2 separate regions of the Homo sapiens genome follow, and region 2 is linked to region 1. Evidence: chromatin loops called from intact Hi-C (ENCODE). Cell type or tissue: PC-3. All regions are shown on one strand. Links, peaks and the distances in the headings refer to the core of each region. The heading gives the core; the rest is flanking DNA. Region 1 overlaps TLN2 (talin 2). Region 2 overlaps TLN2 (talin 2).

Region 1 (4,393 bases), core at 227-4,226:
TTCAGTTCCATCATTGTTGCCAAGGAAAATATGACCAGCCCTCCTGGGGCATAATGAGGGAACACCAAATTTACATTGGGCACCCTGTACCTGCCCATGTGACCTTCACTGTGACCTTGTACAGGATGCATGACCACTCTGGGTTGGATTCTGAACACTAAAATCTCTTTCAGCTGTGATTGTAAAGATCTCTGAAGAAAGAATACACCACACCAGTGATTTTCAAAATAAGGCAAAATTCTTACAGTATTTAGGAAACATACTTAACAAAGATCTCTATTTAAATTTTACTGTCAGTAACTAGACAAATGATATCTGGAAGGGTGAGTATCATGCTTTCTGATTATGACCTCACCTACAGCTCGATGCATATGATTTTTATATTCTGGGAACTAGTTATCAGTTTAGACCATTCACCCATGAGTTGCCTTTTATAGACTCTACTATATTGTCTGTGTATATTAACTCTAACTGCTTGGAATACAGATAACTTTGGGGTTATACTTTCATTGTACTTATCTCTTTGTGGAATGGAAATGATGTAATTTTCTTCCATCTCTTTTTAATCCAAATAAAGGAGAAAATGTCAAATGTTCCAAATTAAGTTGCCTTGAATATTAAAGTTGGAGTGTAGCCTCCTTTACCCCTTGGTTTGAGGCAATGCTGGATAGAGAATGTTGCTGGCCGTTTGTTTTGCAGGTTCTGGGTGAATCGATGGCAGGGATTTCACAGAATGCCAAGACCGGAGACCTCCCTGCCTTTGGGGAATGTGTGGGGATTGCATCCAAGGCTCTCTGTGGGCTGACAGAGGCTGCAGCCCAGGTAAGGGGCTAGTCCCGATGCAGCCATGTGCCCTGTGCCAGATCCCTGTGGGAGGTGTGGGGGAACTCCAGCTGCACCTCTTTCTCCAAGTACCACCACAGAAACCATGGGAAAGGCAGTGGCTTCTGTGCTGGCTGGGGCATTTACACAAAACATGAGCCAGTTACCCCCGAGGAGCAGAGCAGCCATGGGCCAGGCTGGGGAGCATGGCAAGACTCAGTACAGACCCAGCATATAGGTTCAGAGGCCAACTTTTCAATCCTTTTAAAAGTTTTTATTATAGATGAGTTGTTTGGGGTAGAAAAATAAGCACTAAATAATTTAAATTTGCTAAGGCTTTAGAAATGCGAAACTGTTATGTCATGCTCTTTTTAGAATCAGAGAGAGAAAAAAATAAGATGCCATCATGCAGAGACATGATATGGCACATTCCTTGCCCTTCTTTGACTATCCTCTGTATTTTCAATGATGATTGACCTCCCATGACAGAAGCTTCAAAGATGTCAGCATCTACTTTAAAGCGTTCATCATTTGACAGTTACCTTGAACCTAGAAGATTTTACTGAACCACAGAGAAACATCACTAGTTTAGGGGATGAAATTATCTACCTTTATCCTTCCCCTCAGATCTCAGGAGAAATGAAATAAGATCAAAATTCCTATGCACAGATTCATTTTTTCTTTTTTATTTGGCTGACACATCTAAATGGAATTGCAAAGAGAAGCCCTTCCCTTGTGCCCTCTTGTCCTCTTGGGAACCAAATGCTGCCTTTTTTGTTGTTTCTTTTCTGGGCCATCTTACTCAATTACAAAGTTAAGATCCCTTCTGCTGTTGAAAATACTGACCTAAGCAATAAGGACATGCTTCGGTAAGCTACGAGATGAGGAACCCTAGGACAGGGCAGGCTCCACGGTTGGCTGACCCAGCAGCTCCACACCATTAGTCTGCATGCACCCACTGTTTTGTGCCTCTCCTGTCTGCCAGCCAAAGAGTCAGCTTCATGCTGAGGCTGGGCAGCCTCGTGATCACAAGATGGCTGCCAGAGTAGTCAGGGCTGCATCCATCCTTATCCATGCCCCCAAAGAAGAATTTCTTGAGGCTCTCTCAGAAGAACAAGGACACTTTGTTCCATGAGCCTGTGATAAACTACTTCTGGTATGTCAAGCTGGCATAAACCTGTTCATTATTACACCCTTATTGGTGAGCGGGATGAGATGACCTTGACCAGTTTGAACTGAGGAGTGCCTGAGTGTGACAGCTGCATGTGTAGTGCGGACCATCATCCCCAGCAGGCTCACCTAGGAGCACGGAGCCTGAGCTGTGGTTTTTCTCTTCCCTTTCTAGGCTGCATACTTGGTTGGCATCTCTGATCCAAACAGCCAGGCAGGCCACCAGGGCCTGGTGGACCCCATCCAGTTTGCCAGGGCTAACCAGGCCATCCAGATGGCATGCCAGAACTTGGTGGACCCTGGCAGCAGCCCATCACAGGTAACTGTTGGGGAGGATGTAAGATTTCAAGCCCTTAAGCAGCTCCTCTAGGTAAGTTGTGGGAGACTATGAGAAATTAGTAAAGAATCTTGTTCTTTCAGAGCTTGCAAAGGTAGCTAAATGCCAGCATTGTAGATAATGACTCAGGTGGGAGCAAATATTGCAAAATATGATGAATCTGGAAATTTGTAAGTGCCTTGAAATGGGGTGCCAGAAGGCAAAAGGAGTGAAGTAATCACAGTGAGATTGACAAGGAGTCTTCATTCATTTCAGGGGACGTGAATTGAGGGCTTGTTCTGTGCTTAGCTGTAAGGGTTCAATGTGCGCAGGGCTCCGTTTTCTACCCCTTGGCTCTTAGTGTGTTAGGCAAAGTTTGGAAAATGCAATGACCAGGGCACGATGACAGTGCCAGGGATGTGCAAAGGAAGGTGTGATTAATTCTCCAAGGGGGCTGTCAGGGCTCACTTCACAGAAGTGACGGCACTGAACCGGGCCTCAAAGTTGGGTAGAATCTGCAGCACAGAAAGAAGCCAGAATGACATTTGAGGAAGAGCCAGTACATGTGACATTCCATAACACCTCTCATACCTGAGTGGCACGGGGTCCCAGTCACTTATTAAAACAGTGTGTACTGCAAGGAAGGAGAAGTGGCTGGAATGGGGGTGGAGGAGGCAGTCTTGTTAGTGGCATGCCCACCATCAACCTGGGGCCCACGTTCTTGAGGCAGGAGAAGGGCCTGAACAAAGAAGGAAACACAAGGACCATGTGGACCTAAAGCAGCCCCAAGAGCTGGTGTATCTGGGAGTCCTTACCCATCCAGCAAGGCCAAAGGGGTGTTACCAGCCTCAGCAAAGCAGAACAGGTGGATTCAGGAAAGCAAATGAGTTGAGGCTGGCGGGGTGGAGCCTGTGGAACTTCCTGAGCCAGACACCTCAGTAGGTGCCAGCAGCCCTCCATGGATGAGGAGGGAGCTGTTGCACCTTGATATGTATTTTTGTCATCTGGATCTGGGCTCTACAGTATGGTGGCCACTGGCTACATGTGGCTGTTAAGCACTTGAAATGGAACTAGTCCAAACTGCGATGGGTTGTAAATATGCAGTGCACACTGAATTTCAAAGACTTGGTATGATAAAAAGATTGTAAAATCTCAATATTTTTAAATTGGTTATATGATGAAATATTTTGGATATACCAAGTTAAATAGAAGAAATTATTTCATTAATTTCTCTTGTTTCTCTACTTATTTTAAAGTGACTGCCAGAAAACTTAAAATTGGGTATGTGTAGACCTTGGTCTAGATGCTATACCCTGGACCTCCTATCTGGGGTTCCAAAGGCTAACTGATTACATCTCCTTTAAGACTACCTGGGGCTCAGCCTATCCCACCACTATGTCAGCACCTCCTTTTTTCTTATTCTTTCTTTATTATCTGTGCTTAAGATTTCTTGCCCTCCTCTTTCTTGGAGTGACTTTGAGGGTCGCAGAACTAGACATGCTTGTAATTACACAGGCTCTGAACATGTGAGTTGAACAGGAACCCAGGGCTGAGGACCGGGGTGGACCCCTCTGCACTGTAGCATGGGGTACCCCCAACCTAGCTCCATGCTTTGTAGGTCCTGTCAGCCGCCACAATTGTTGCCAAGCACACGTCAGCCTTGTGCAATGCCTGCCGCATCGCCTCATCCAAGACGGCCAACCCAGTAGCCAAGAGGCACTTCGTCCAGTCAGCCAAGGAAGTCGCCAACAGCACTGCCAACCTGGTGAAGACCATCAAGGTAGGTCGCTGGACTACCGGCCTTATTGAACTCTGTAACTCCTGTTCTGGCGGGGGAAGGGGAACAAGATTTAAGCTCCACTCCTCTCCTTGTCTAGTGAAGCTTAACTTCTAATTCAGTCTTATGGTTTGTGTCACTGAATAGGCATCCCTTACTAATGGAGATACTCTTCTTGAAAAACCAACAGGCTTGGGCTCTACTAACCTTTTAGATGGTGGGGAAGGAGGCCTCCCCAAATTCTGTACATGAGGAGCTTAGGGACAGAACTCTGGTGGGAAAGGGTTGGTTATAGGGCCTCTCTTAGC
Region 2 (4,393 bases), core at 89-4,088, 310 kb before region 1:
GTAGCTTAAAGCAACACACATTTATTAACTTAGGTTCTAGAGTTCAGAAGTCCTAAACTCAAGGTGTCAGCAGGGCTGTGATTTTCCTGGCGGCTCTAGGAGAGAATCCATTTCTTTGCTTTTTCCAGCTTCTTGAGGCCGCCTGCAGTTCTTGGCCTAGTGGTCCTATCTTCCGTCTTCCGAGCCAGCAGTGCCACATCTTCTAAGCTCTCTCTCACCTGTCCTTCCACTGTCCCACCTCCTGTCTTCTGACTTTGGTCCTCCTACCTCCCCTCTTTTCAGGACCTTTGTGATTACACGAGGTGCACCTGGATAATCCAGACTAATCTCCCCATCTCAAGATCCTCCTCAATCATGTTTGCAAAGTTCCTTTTGCCATGTAAGATACCATTCACAGGTTCTGAGGATTGGGGTGTGAATATTGTTGGGGGGCCATTGTTCAGACTACTGTAGTTATAATTTTAATATTAAATTTGTTATATTCTTTGGCAATCCAGCTTAATAAATGCCTTCTGTTATCTCTTCTGATAGCAGTGTTTGGTTTTTGTGCCCTTCCTGCTTCCTTAACTGGTTCTAATATAAAACTTTAATTTGTTTTATCACCATTAACAATTTCTGTTGGACACTGACATTAATTGGCAAAAGTTCTGCATCTTTGTTATAATACTAACACTTGGGCAATAGGAACGTATTTTGGGCTATGAATGAGCTTTTTATTAAAGCTGTAAAGGAAGATTTCTTTTCCTCTTCATCAATTTGTATTCCCAGCTACCTCAAAGGAGGCCCAATCAACGTCTATTAAAATTCCTGAACTTCAAACTTTAGATTAAAGGAGCATTGGAAAGAGATTAGATGAGAGTAGGGTATGGACATTCCTCCCTCATTTTCCCTGATTTCACCTGCTGATTAGAGAATCTGAGATTCAGTCTGTAGGGTGTGTATAAAATGGGAGTCTGAGCCAGATGCAGTGGTTCATGCTTATAATCCCAGCACTTTGGGAGGCAGAGGACAGAGGATTGCTTGAGCCCATGAATTTGAGATCAACCTTGGTAACGGCGAAACCCTATCTCTACAGAAAACAAAAAATTAGCCAGGCATGGTGATATGTGGCTGTAGTCCTAGCTACTTGGGACGTTGAGGTGGGAGGATCCCTTGAGCCCATGGCAGTGAGCCATGATTGTGCCACTCTGCTCCTGCCTGGGTGACAGAGCAAGACCCTGTCTCAAAACAAATAAAGGGGAGAATCTGTTTTCTAGCAGTTCATTGATGTTAGCAGTTTACCATCCAGTCAAGAACCTTTATTGAGCACCTACCGATGTGAGCCTTGGAGGGATTTTAATAGCTAATGGTGGGGTGGAGCCGTTTGAACCTATAAAGAAGTCTGAGAAGCCAGAGAGGGAGAAGGCAGGCCAGGGAAATATTGAGGAGGAGGGTGAGGCTAGTAATTCTGGATGCTGCTTAGAGGGCAGGACGAGGAGATCTGAGAAATGGGCCTTGGTCTTCAATGATGTGAGGTCACTGGTCTCCATGGAGGTGACAAATCCCATGTGGACCATATCTTCAGATGACTTCATTCTCTGGATGCAGTGGTTTGAATCTTATGTAAGAAGTAAGTTCCATGAAGCGGCATAGGCCTTTGTCTTGGAGCTTTTGTGAATTCCCAAATTTGTGAATACTCCCATAGCATATAACTTAACCTATAAAATGGAATAATGTAGACTTTGAAGATTTTGAATTGGTCCATATGTCTGCTTTCTAAAGAACCCTCATTTCTTAGTCCTTTTGCCTTTGTCTCCATTTCCGGCACCAGCACAAGGCTGTTAGTAACTGGTGCTGTCAGTGGTTCTTCACCGCACGGTCCTGACTCACTCTTGTGTCATGAACAATGGTGAGGCGTGTTGGAGTCATTTGCTTCTAATTACTGGCTAAGGCTCTAAACTTTTTGGATGACTTACTAGAAAAAGGCAGCAAGGCAACTATTGTATTACTGTTTTTCCCATGTATGTATTCCAAAGTGCTTTACTGAGTGCGGCAGGAGGGGTAGAAGCAGAGCCAGCTGCTGCTAGGGTGCATATGGTGTTGGATGCTGACAAAGGCATGTGGGGTTGTGCAGCATTGCCTGTCATCTGCAGTGTTGGTGCATGTGTATGTTTGGGGGTTGGTTGAGAGCCACTGGGCCTTACTGATGAACTAAAAGTACAAAGAACCACTATGCTTTAACAAAATTACAGTTATTATGTATCATAACCATGGAGTTACCAGGCAAATGCCCAGTGTCAGCTATCCAGGTCAAGTTCTGGGCAAGAGAGAGAATACCAGGCTTGGGGATATCAGGGGTCAGGGAGGCCTTACTGGCAGAATTGATCTTTAAGATAGAACTGGAGCTGTTGAAATGCCCAGGCTGCAGCACCTGCAGGTGTGACCCAGCTGACTCCAGGCCTTCAGAGCAGTCGTTCTTATCCCTGCCAGTGGATAGGAATCACCTGTGGCTTTACAGTGACCTCCACCTCCACCTTTGGAGGTCTTGAATCTGTATTAGCAAATAACAACTCCCTTTCTCCTGCCCCCAAGCAACTCTAATGTATATGCTATATACGTTAGAGTTTATCTCATGATACTTTTATGCTGGTGGAGGAATAAGAGGTATCACAGTGTCATCATTGGAACTCTTTAGAAACAAACAGTGACTCACATGCATAATACACTGGTGCACACACACACCCTTAAGTAGCATTTGTTTGAATATAATCAGGCCTTACATAGTGTATAAGTAAACATAAATGTAGCTGTTTGAGAAGTAAAATGCTGAAACTATTAATGTGATGTTCCAATAAAAAGTCAGTCAAGCGTCTTATTCAGCTATACAAATTACAGATGTCAGTATTAGATTTTTTTTTTTTTGAGGGTGGGTGTTGGGGGAGACAGGGTCTTGCTCTGTCACCGAGGATGGAGTGCAATGGCCTGATCACAGTTCACTGCACCCTCGACTTCCTGGGCTCAAAGAATCCTTTCACCTCAGCCTCCCAAGTATCTGGAACTACAGGCACATGCCACCACTCACAGCTAATTTTTAAATTTCTAGTAGAGATGAGGGCTCACTGTGTTGCCTAGGCTGATCTTGAACTCCTGGGCTCAAGGGATCCTCCCAAAGTGCTGGGATTACAGGCATGAGCCATCGCCTACTGGCCCTTTCTTGATATTCTTGATACTGAGCTCTGTAGTCTTTTTTTTTTGTATAAATTTATTTTTATTTTTATTTTTTTGAGACAGAGTCTCACTGTCGCCCGGGCTGGAGTGCAGTGGCTCGATCTCCACTCACTGCAAGCTCCGCCTCCCGGGTTCACGTCATTCTCCTGGCTCAGCCTCTAGAGTAGCTGAGACTACAGGCGCCCGCCACCACGCCCCGCTAATTTTTTGGTAGAGACAGGGTTTCACCGTGTTAGCCAGGATGGTCTGGATCTCCTGACCTCGTCATCCGCCCGTCTCCCCAAAGTGCTGGGATCACAGGTGCGAGCCACCGCGCCCGGCTTAAGCTCTGTAGTCTTAAACTCCTAATAAGCATCTGGAATCTTCTGAGCGCTTAACTCCCATTTTAGCAGAGCTTGGGTCTTCTTTTTGTATTTTAATTCCTTGTAATTGGTATGCCTCTGTCCTACTGCCTGTGGTATTCAGATCACTAGACTACCTTAGATTCCTTTACCTGCTGGAAAACCAGCTGGAGTCTAGAAGAGTGCTTACTTAAATCACAGAAGGAACATTAGCTAGTGAGTCAGACGACTTGGGTTCTAGTCATGGTTCTACTGTTGACTTTTTTGTGACTTTGGATGATCCGTTTTACATCTCTGGACTTCAGTTTTCTTATATAAAAAAATGAATGGAACTTTACCTGATCGCTGTGATTTTAAACATTTTTTTGTATTCTAAGACACATCTGTGATTTTTACCGTTGGGTCTAATACTTTCAAATCAAACAATGTATTCAGTATCTCTACAAGGGCTGGACTGGGGGCTGTAGGGTATTCAAAGACATGTAAGTTGTGCTTCTAGCTCAAATGAATATTCTACTTAAGATAATATGTAAATACACACAGAGCTAAAGAACACAAGATTAAATAACCATTCAAACCGGACAAGGCATAATTAGTTGTTAGATGAATGGAATAGATCAGCATTTCCCAAACTCTAACGTGGATCATCAGTTCTGCAAGAAGTTAATAGGGCTTCCTGAACAAATGGGTTTTTAGGTCAGTGGAGTTTAGAAAATGTTGGGTCAAACAAAATCAAACAGTTTATTTGTTAAAGGCTTCTTGGGGCCTTTAATAAATTAATCTCCATAATGAACGCATAGCTGCATAATCTTTGGTTTCCCAGACTTTGTTCAAGAAGCCTATAT

What was found. Peaks named below come from ENCODE experiments on the same cell type or tissue, not always from the same donor. Only the 100,000 strongest peaks of a DNase experiment are listed, where the experiment ranks them.
Region 2: it touches region 1 in a loop (2.6-fold over the local background); 1 of 110 quality-filtered maps calls a loop at or near these places.

The regions. Positions count from the first base shown.
Region 1 is chr15:62,751,606-62,755,998 of GRCh38, forward strand. It overlaps TLN2 (talin 2), which reads left to right. Exons shown (of 59, transcript NM_015059.3): 35 at 700-822; 36 at 2,168-2,311; 37 at 3,927-4,088. Among named protein-coding and RNA genes, the nearest start is that of MIR190A, 70 kb to the right of the region's middle. In PC-3, for the core only: no CTCF peak of the experiment used is centred there; DNase peaks (open chromatin) are centred at 1,536 and 2,446; H3K27ac peaks cover 2,681 bases.
Region 2 is chr15:62,442,764-62,447,156 of GRCh38, forward strand. The region is part of intron 1 of TLN2 (talin 2); the gene reads left to right. Among named protein-coding and RNA genes, the nearest start is that of TLN2, 54 kb to the left of the region's middle. In PC-3, for the core only: no CTCF peak of the experiment used is centred there; DNase peaks (open chromatin) are centred at 1,878 and 2,668; H3K4me3 peaks cover 312 bases; H3K27ac peaks cover 1,966 bases.